Linked DNA regions of Homo sapiens: region 2 is linked to region 1. A link is an interaction called in ENCODE POLR2A ChIA-PET data of the cell type or tissue named here. Cell type or tissue: PC-9. All regions are shown on one strand.

What was found. ChIA-PET counts read pairs that join two places held together with the same protein. Peaks named below come from ENCODE experiments on the same cell type or tissue, not always from the same donor. Only the 100,000 strongest peaks of a DNase experiment are listed, where the experiment ranks them.
Region 2: POLR2A ChIA-PET joins it to region 1 with 16 read pairs; 12 of 35 experiments call an interaction of 5 or more read pairs at or near these places.

What each region holds. Positions count from the first base shown.
Region 1 is chr19:38,842,783-38,847,782 of GRCh38, reverse strand. It overlaps HNRNPL (heterogeneous nuclear ribonucleoprotein L), which reads left to right. Exons shown (of 13, transcript NM_001533.3): 2 at 349-467; 3 at 1,693-1,930; 4 at 2,048-2,133; 5 at 3,679-3,775; 6 at 3,869-3,941. Among named protein-coding and RNA genes, the nearest start is that of HNRNPL, 4.7 kb to the left of the region's middle. RefSeq lists enhancers at 4,372-4,872, 4,955-5,000. In PC-9, no CTCF peak of the experiment used is centred here; no DNase peak of the experiment used is centred here; H3K4me3 peaks cover 246 bases.
Region 2 is chr19:38,689,795-38,694,794 of GRCh38, reverse strand. All of the region lies in intron 1 of ACTN4 (actinin alpha 4), which reads right to left. Among named protein-coding and RNA genes, the nearest start is that of ACTN4, 45 kb to the right of the region's middle. RefSeq lists enhancers at 456-515, 485-1,076. In PC-9, no CTCF peak of the experiment used is centred here; DNase peaks (open chromatin) are centred at 1,164 and 2,754; H3K4me3 peaks cover 1,474 bases; H3K27ac peaks cover 5,000 bases.

The sequences.
Region 1 (5,000 bases):
CTACTCTTTTCCCATGTTTCCTTGGTCGAGTGGACCAGTGGGAAGAGAGGGGGGTCCCTGGAAGAACGTAAGATTTGGGACTTGTGTGGCCCTCCCTCCGTTATACCTTCCTCAGAAGCTACAGCAAGAGCCAGTGGGCAAGTGATCACCCACTCAGGACCACTGTTCTGCTGACCCAGAATCCTTCTGGGCTGATTGGCTTCAATTGCTGCCCCTAGTCTTTCCTGTGCATCCTTCACGGATGACCTCCAACTGTTTTATCTGACTGGGTCTACAACAGTACAGAGGCCAGTGGGGCGTCATCTTGTACAGCAAGAAAATAATTCTTGTTTTTGCTTCCTTTCTCAGGAGAACTACGATGACCCGCACAAAACCCCTGCCTCCCCAGTTGTCCACATCAGGGGCCTGATTGACGGTGTGGTGGAAGCAGACCTTGTGGAGGCCTTGCAGGAGTTTGGACCCATCAGGTACTGGGCTCAGAGGCCAGGTGTTGGGCTTCCAAAGTTGACTCCTGGGTGTCCTTGTGTGTCCACGATTTCTGGTTGGAAATAGTGATTTTGTTGCCATCCTGGTCTAGATTCTGTGGCCGCTCTGCTTTTGGGTTGGCCATTGTACTTTGTGTCAGATTACAGCAAGTTCCATGACCCTTTTTCCTTCCTTCGTTTTTCCTCTGCCTTGTAGTTTCTAGTCAGTGTTCTCTTTTTCAGACAGAGCAAGGTCTCGCTTTGTGGCCCAGGCTGGAGTGTAGTGGTGCAGTCTCACCCAGGCTCAGGCAGTCCTTCTGCCTCGGCCTGCTGAGTAGCTGGGACTATAGGCATGCGCCACCATGCCCGGCTAATTTTTACATATATATATTTTTTGTTTGTTTGTTTGTTTTGAGACAGTCTCTTGCTCTGTCGCCCAGGCTGGAGTGCAGTGACAATCTCAGCTCACTGCAAGCTTTGTCTCGTGGGTTCACGCCATTCTCCTGCCTCAGCCTCCCGAGTAGCTGGGACCACAGGCGCTGGCCACCCCACCCGGCTAATTTTTTGTATTTTTAGTAGAGATGGGGTTTCGCTGTGTTAGCCAGGATGGTCTCAATCTCCTGACCTCGTGATCTGCCCGCCTCGGCCTCCCAAAGTGCTAGGATTACAGGCGTGAGCCACTGCGCCCGGCCTAATTTTTATATTGTTCTGTAGAGGTGAGGTTTTGCCATGTTGGCCAGGCTGGTCTCAAACTCCTAGGCCCAAGCAGTCTGCCCACCTAGCCCTCCCAAGTTTTAGGGTTACAGGCATGAGCTACTACTGCTCCTGGCCAGTGTTCTTTCATTCAGCAAGTAGTTACTGAATATTTGGTGCATGCTATATACTGCAAATACAGTAGTGAGCTGTATCTGGATGCTTCTCTTAGAAAGTTGCCCTCCTAGAGTGATTTGCACTGTCATAGTGTAAGCTCAAGAAGCCGTCTGTGGGTGGCATCTGACAGTCTGGTGAGGAGAGGTCAGGAAGGCTTCCCAGAGGGACATGATGGCTCAGCTAGACCTCTTTGGCTTTTGGTACTACTTGTGGCACAGGGTGTTCAGGTCGGGGAACCATGATAGGGTTGCAGAGGAGTTCAGAGGCCATGGAGGAGTCAGTTCTCAAAAAATCAAATGATACCCTCCTCCTGTCTACATTTTCCTGAGAGGATTGAAACCTGTGTTCTCTCTGCCAGCTATGTGGTGGTAATGCCTAAAAAGAGACAAGCACTGGTGGAGTTTGAAGATGTGTTGGGGGCTTGCAACGCAGTGAACTACGCAGCCGACAACCAAATATACATTGCTGGTCACCCAGCTTTTGTCAACTACTCTACCAGCCAGAAGATCTCCCGCCCTGGGGACTCGGATGACTCCCGGAGCGTGAACAGTGTGCTTCTCTTTACCATCCTGAACCCCATTTATTCGATCACCACGGTACGTGCCAGCAGGCATTTCTTGTGAGGTCTCCCTTCCTTTTCTCCCCTTATTCCCTCCCCCAAGCCAGACTGATCTGCCAGTGCCCCTTCATCTTGCCTGTGTTTGCTTTTGCAGGATGTTCTTTACACTATCTGTAATCCTTGTGGCCCTGTCCAGAGAATTGTCATTTTCAGGAAGAATGGAGTTCAGGCGATGGTGGAATATCCTTTGCTGGAAAACAGGTGTTCCTTAGGGTAGGGACTCTTGCAGGGCTTGACAGTGGCCATTCTTTGAGCCAGCATGTGTCTGCTGACCACGGGAGTGGCTGCCATGTGCCAGATGCCTTCACAGAGCCCAGTGACTGAGTAGGGAGGCAGTTAAAGGACCAGGCATATCGTGTGGACGTGCAGATCTTAGGGGAGAGAGCAGTGTGTTGGGAGATACAAAGGAATTTATTTTTCTTTTTGTTTTCTTTCTGTTATTTACTTATTTATTTATTGAGATGGAGTTTAGCCCTTGTTGCCTGGGCTGGAGTGCAGTGGTGCGATCTCAGCTCACTGCAACCTCTGCCTCCTGGGTTCAAGCAATTCTCCTGCCTCAGCCTTCCTAGTAGGATTATAGGCGCCTGCTAATTTTTTTTATTTTTAGTAGAGATCTGGTTTCGAACTCCTGACCTCAGGCAATCCACTTGCCTCAGCCTCCCAGATTACAGGTGTGAGCCACCGCGCCTGGCTAGGAATTTATTTTTAAAGATGTTTATTCTAAGTTCAAATATGAGTGACAAAGATTTGGGGAACATAGTCTCAAGAGGTCCTGAGAAAATGTGCCCCTGGGAAAAGGAATTTATTTAAAAGGGGATATGGGGCCGGGCACAGTGGCTCATGCCTGCAATCCCAGCACTTTCGGAGGCCGAGGTGGACAGATACCTGAGGTCAGGAGTTCGAGACCAGCCTAGCCAACGTGGTGAAACCCTGTCGCTAATAATACAAAAAATAGCCAGGCATGGTGGTGAACGCCTGTAATCCCAGCTACTCTGGAGGCTGAGGCAGGAGAATCGCTTGAGCCTGGGAGGCGGAGATTGCAGTGAGCCGAGACTGTGCCACTGTATTCCATCCTGGGCAACACAGCGAGACTCCATATCCAAAAAAAAAAAAAAAAGGTGGGGCATGTGTGAAGGTTGCTGAGGAGGTGATGTCCTATGAGCAAATAGGAGCTTATACTCAAGGTGGAGGAAACAGCCTCTGCAAAGGTTGTAAAGTCAGAAGGAGCTTGTGTTGGATGGAGAAATTGAAAGACCTGAGGATTGCAAAGTGGCTGGCAAGCAGACGGGTTTGGAATAGACATTGGAAGAAGCTTTTAGGGCATCCTAGACAGCGTTGCGATGCTTGGGGCAGGGGCAGGAAAAAGCCACTGATGGACTTTCAGGGCAGAGCTGTAATCGAGTTGATGTTTCAGATTTAGTCGAAGGGTGTGAGAGGGCTGAGACGGAGAAAGTGGTGTGGCAGAAGAGGTTGCTGGTGGCCATGGGTCGGGGTGCAGATTATGAGAGAACTCTGGCCAGTGACTGCTCACCCGGGGCAGCGTTGAGTCCATCAACACCGTTTTGGTCTCTTAACCTGAGGCTAGTGGCTGGGCAGTGAGCTAATCCCAAAGCTTCCGTCTGTACCACAGTCTTGGGGTGCTACCTTGTCCTTATCACACTCTGGGGTAACTTGAAGCCCTTCTCAAAGATCTCCTGTGATGGGACTTTCCTTAACTTGACTCACATTTGACTCAGTTCAAAGTGCCCAGCGGGCCAAGGCCTCTCTCAATGGGGCTGATATCTATTCTGGCTGTTGCACTCTGAAGATCGAATACGCAAAGGTACATCTGGGAGGTGACTGACTGCCCCTTGTCAGCTTCCAGGTGAGCTGGGGCATGGCTGACCTCAAGTCTTGTCTTGTCCTGTCCTTGCAGCCTACACGCTTGAATGTGTTCAAGAATGATCAGGATACTTGGGACTACACAAACCCCAATCTCAGTGGACAAGGTAATCTTGACGACCACTTTGTTCTAAACATACCCGCCTTGCTTTCACTCGACTAGTGCACTTAATAGGCCTGGGCTCAGGGTTATGTAATGCCATTGGGCCCCCCATGGACATGGGAGGGCCTTGGGGTCAGCACTTGGACACCCTAGTGGGATGGGGGAGTGAGAGGCCTCCATGGGTCTTCACTGCTGCTTGGGGCCCTCCGATGCTGCTCAGGATACAGAGGCAAGGCAGAAGCCTGGATGGGCGGGGAGCAGGGCCTCACTGAGGATGAGGCGTGGGGGCGGCCTTAGAAACCAGCAGTGGCTCCTTTGAGAGTCTGGTGAGGGTCACTCACTCCATTCTTGCTGGACCAGGAATTGTCCTCTTGTTCTGCGCTGTTGAGAGGGTCTGATTTGGGGGAGTGACAGTGTTGGGGGGCGATGAGGTCTCCTGGGCTCTTGCAGTGAGCCTTGTGAGCAAGCTGACCCTGTGGAGGTGAGACACTCTGGATTGGACCAGGGCGGACATGCCTCACATCATTTGTAGAGGGGACGCAACATCTCTGCAGGTGGCCCAAATGGACAACTCCCTTCCTAGTGTCTGTCAAGAATGGTTTGCCTTTGGTAGCAGGGAGAGGTGGAGGATTGCCTATGAGAAACAGCGGCAGCCCCCCAACAAGACCATCCATCTCGGTGTCTGTCTTGGTCTGATACGTCGGACCAGGCCATGGGCTGAGGGAGGAGGCTCGATGCTGACATCGCACAGGCCCTGAGAGGCCAGAGCCCCCCATTCCTAGGCAGGCCTGTCTTGCTCGCCCTTGCATCTGGGAAGCAGTGGGCAGGGTGGGCTAGACTCTTCCCCAGGATCCTCACAGTGGGCCCTGTGGGCCTGGCTGCTCCCTCCAAAGGTCAGAGGCAAATTGGTGACCAAGTGAATGTACCAGAGCGGGCAATGGCATTACATGACTGCTAACAGAAACATGGCAACAACCATTTCTTCTCCAAGGAACATAAATAGAAGATGTGCAGACCGGCAGGGGCTAGTGGCAGGGGGCTGGCTGTGCATTGGTTTTGATGC
Region 2 (5,000 bases), 150 kb after region 1:
ATTTACACATTAGCAACTCTTTAAAACCTCCAACCCCATGATCACATGCGATATATCTCCATTTGATGAGGAAACTGAGGCAGGGAGAGGTTCAGTGACTTGCTTAATGTCACACAGACACAGATGATACATACAAACACGGGGTGGGCATTCATTCCACGATGTCTGAGTAGAATGGGAGGTGCTGGCCAGTGAGGGAGAGACAGCAGAGTCAGGTCAAGAAGCCCCCAGCCAGGGCCGGGCGCAGTGGCTCGCACCTGTAATCCCAGCACTTTGGGAGGCCGAGGCGGGCGGATCACTTGAGGTCAGGAGTTCAAGACCAGCCTGGCCAACATGGTGAAACCTCGTCTCTACTAAAAATACAAAAATTACCTGGGCGTGGTGGCGGGCTCCTATAAACCCAGCTACTCGGGAAGCTGAGACAGGAGAATCGCTTGAACCTGGGAGGTAGAGGTTGCAGTGAGCCAAGATCGCGCCACTGCACTCCAGCCTGGGAGACAGAGTAAGACTCGGTTTCAAAAAAAAAAAAAGAAGGCCCCAGCCCACCCTTGGTCCCCAAGCTAGAGGTAAACTCAGAGAACAAGGCAGGCAGGCAGAGCAACGCCCCAGCAGATCACCCGCTTCGCAAAAGGTGGCCCCGCTCCTCCCAGCCTGTCCCTGGCCCTCCTGTGAAGGCAGCCTGCACCCAGCCCTTGACCTATCTAGGGAGGAAGGAAGGATGTGGACTCATCTGTCTTTGAGAACACATGTGAACCAAACCACAGAGAGGAGGCTTCAGAGCTTGCCCCTGCACACGGGCAGCCTATTAAAGAGGCTTCTCTGGTTGCTAAAATAGCACAGGGTGTGAGTGCGGGGAAGGGGGGTGGAAGAACAGAGAAAGGCAAGCTTGTCAGTTGAGTTGGGATCCACTGTCACCCCTCCGTGTGCCAAGGCCCATGGTGACCCAGCTAAGGCGGGCTTCAGGGGGCCCCAAGAGCAGTTTCTGCTTTGTCACTGTGGGCTGCAGGAGGGAGACGGAGACCTAGCATCTCTGGTCATAAAGTCCTTCCTGCGTCACAGGGACCCCTCCCAGCCGCCAGGATGTGGGGCGGTAGGTGAATGAATGATGGATATTGTTCAGGAGGTGACCTAAGCACCCAGGAATGTGGCAGCAGTGGGCTTTAATGAGCCATTCATCAATGATTCCCTCCCTCAACCCGAAGAGGCAAAGCCCTCTCTACTCTGGGGCGCTGATTAAGAAACAAACATTCGGCAGACACAGGGCAACCGAGTGGTTCCAGTGGGCAGAGCGATGGTGAGCTGGAGGGAAGAAAGGGCCTTGGTGGGATGCGGCTGACCCAGCTGAACAAACTCGCCTTCTCTTTTCTTCCTGCCTTCCTGTTACAAAACATGTTCTCAGAACTGAAGGGGGTGGAGGGAAATGGCTGTTGGAAGCTGGAATTCCACTAAGCCCAGAATAAAGGGAGTCTCTTGCAAAGTCGCTTTGGGCCTAGAAATAGGCTCGAGCGATCCCTCAGGAGGGGTGAGCATGCCGGCTCTGCACTGTGTAGCACATGATCCAGACTGGATCGCAGGCTTCACTCTCCCCACCCACCAGGCTGATGCTCACATGTGGATTCCACGGACCCCACGCTTGACAAGATTTTAGAAAAAAACGTTTGCTGCCTCATGCCGCAACCCTCTTCTGCCGTGTACACTGCCCACCCGCCTAGCAGGATATCACCCAGGAGGACCAGCCTGCATGCATTTTGCCCAGGCTCAGGGTTGACTGCAACTGGCCACAGCCAGCCCCAACCCCAGGTACCCGGAGGCCAGACGGAGCTCCCTAGCACCCTGGGAGTTTTCAAACCTTGGCTCTGAAATACCGTGTAGGGTTTGTCGCTCCGCTGGGGCATCAGTTGCTTTGAGGGGGAGGGCGCCGTCCCACCTCCTGAACTTCCACCTTGCCTGCTGTGGCCTCTGACGCTGCCCATGGTTCCTGCTTCCATGGGTCCTAGGGAAGGGTGTCCAGGGCTTGGACACAGGGGAGGTACAGCTATTTATTCCTGGGTAGGCTTATCACCTGGGTAGGCCTTCTTATCACCCATCTGGCAGGCTATTGCCAGACCTCAGGCAAGGCCTAGCCCCACTGGGGCATCTTTTCAGTTCCTGAAAGCAGAAACGGCTCCCCAGCCCATGGGCTTCATCACCAACTATAAAGGCGCTTTCAGGGCCAGACGGCTAAGCCTTCTGGAATCTGGGTTACCAGCGGCACAGGCAGAGATGCTCGCCCTGGCAAGGGGGCCCGTGGAGCCTCTGGCCTGTGAGACTGCACACCTGAGCACTTTTTGAAGATCCACTGCCACCAGATTCTGAAGGAGATAAAAGCCAGGAAGCAGGTTGAAAGAACAGAAAACGAGCAGGTCACAATAACACAGCCACAAATTAGATGGGTGCAGCAACGTGGGACGCAGACAGCCCTACTGCCCAGGCAATCAGGGCTAGCACTGCGGCAGTTCAGCGACACACGGGGCAGCCTGTCCAGGACCCAACCCCAGCCAGGGGCAAAGCAAGTGCACTGTGTGTGCCTGTTACATGACGACATAACCTAATTTGAAAGCAATTACAGTGAAATATGGAATGCGTCTTATGTCCTGGCCTGAAGTTGCCTTATTCGGAGTTTTCTCAGCCTGCATGAAAAAGCTCTGACTTCGCAGTTGGAGAAGAGGTATAAATACTGCTGAGTGGGGTAGCGAGCATTCCAAAGGTCCTGCGTGTCCACCCAGAAACCAGCTCTTTGCACCCGGCCCCCTCCCTGCAGCCAGTGTTCCAGTCTTGGACAATCCCCTTTGAGGTGCCAGAAAGCGTGCGTGTTGCTGCTGCAAAGGACGGATTTTGTTTGTTTGTTTGTTTTGAGACAGAGTCTCGCTGTGTCGCCAGGTTGGAGTGCGGTGGCATGATCTCGGCTCACTGCAGCCTCCACCTCCCGGGTTCAAGTGATTCTCCTGCCTCAGCCTCCCGAGTAGCTGGCATTACAGGCACCCACCATCACACCCGGCTAATTTTTATATTTTCAGTAGAGACGGGTTTCTGCCATGTTGGCCAGGCTGGTCTCGAACTCCTGATCTCAGGTAATCCACCCGCCTCAGCCTCCCAAAGTGCTGGGATTACAGGCGTGAGCCACCGCGCCAGGCCAAAGGATGGATTTTGGAGTGCTGTCTCCTCCTCATGAGAAATACTGGTCTAAGACTTTCGTCTAGCTCTTTATAGAGCTGGTTTTGTCTCATCACTCAGGACTTGCCTCAAATGTCAGCAACCCAGGAGGCCTTCCTGGACTCTGTCATCTCCCCTAGGCTATCACTCCACTCTGCGTTGTTGGGTTTTTTTTTTTGTTTTTTTTGTTTTTTTTTTTTTGAGACGGAGTTTCACTTTTGTTGCCCAGGCTGGAGTGCAATGGCATGATCTCAGCTCAACGCAACTTCTGCCTCCTGAGTTCAAGCTATTCTCTGGCCTCAGCCTCCCGAGTAGCTGGGATTACAGGCCTGGCTAATTTTTTATTTTTAGTAGAGACGGAGTTTCTCCATGTTGGTCAGGCTAGTCTCGAACTCCCAACCTCAGGTGATCCGCCCACCTCGGCCTCCCAAAGTGCTGGAATTACAGGCGTGAGCCAACACACCCGGCCTCACACTGCATTGTTTTACTCACTGCACTTTTCATCATCAAAAACTATGTTCTTTGTTCATAACCAGTCTCCCTCCCAAGTGCAGCATAAGCTCCCCAGAGGAGGGTTCTGTTTGCTGTGGGAACCCACTGCCTGGACTGGTACCTTTCACATAGCAGGTACTCAACAAATCTAGGAGTGAGTGGAATCAGGTTGCGGCATCTCGCATCCAGCTTTTCTTTCTCTCCCTCTCTTTCATGTACTCTTTAAATATGTACATAATTTGGAGAATCAATTTTTAAAAATTGAAATGTAATTCACATAACATACCAAAAAATTCACCCTTTTACATAAAATTCAGGGAGTTTTAGTATATTCACAAGATCGTGCAACAATCACCACTAATTCCAGAACAAGGCTAGGCAAGGTGGCTCACGCCTGTAATCCCAGCACTTTGGGAGGCCAAGGCGGGCAGATCACGAGGTCAGGAGTTCAAGACCAGCCTGGCTGTTACCGGTGGGTCTTTGTTCTTAGAGCTCCCAAGTTGGTAGTGGCTGCTCCCAAGATGGCAGCAAGCCTTTTGTTCTCTGACCTAACATTCTTGGCCTCACGGATTCCAAGGAATTGAACCTTGGGCCATGCAGTGAGTGTTATAGCTCTATTAGAAGCCGTGGGTCATGGAAGAGAACCATGGAACCCAGCGACTAGTGTTTAGCTCGATTAGGACAAACTCGAGCACTGAGCCGCACAGGAACAATGGCGAGCCTCTAGCCCGAATGAGCAGCAATGGGCGCCTCGCTGGATCAGAAATGCAGCAGACACCCTGCTGGATCCGGAGGGGTGGAAGTCAACAGTGGGTCTGTGATGGCGGTGAACAGCAGTGAAGGATGGTGAGCGAAAGCTCAGCTCAAGCCAAAACAAACGTGGACCAGAAGAGTGTGCAGTTGCAAGATTTAATAGAGTGAAAACAGAGCTTCCATACAGTGGGAGGGGAACCAAAGGGGGTGGCCCACTCCCGCCTCAAATGCCTGGGGTTTATATCCCAATCATTGTCCCTCCTCCTGTGCTCTCAGATGATAGATGATTTGACTATTTCTTTACCTCCTGCTTTTAACCTAATTGGTATTTTAATGAGCCCTCTTTACTGCCTGATTGGTCAGGTGTGAGCTGAGTTACAAGCCCGGTGTTTAAAGGTGGGTGCGATCACCTTCCCCAGCTAGGCTTAGCAATTCTTAGTCGGCCTAGGAAATCCAGCTAGTCCTGTCTCTCATGGCCAACATGGTGAAACCTCGTCTCTAACTAATAATACAAAAAGTAGCCGGGCATGGTGGCGCACGCCTGTAGTTCCAGCTACTCAGGA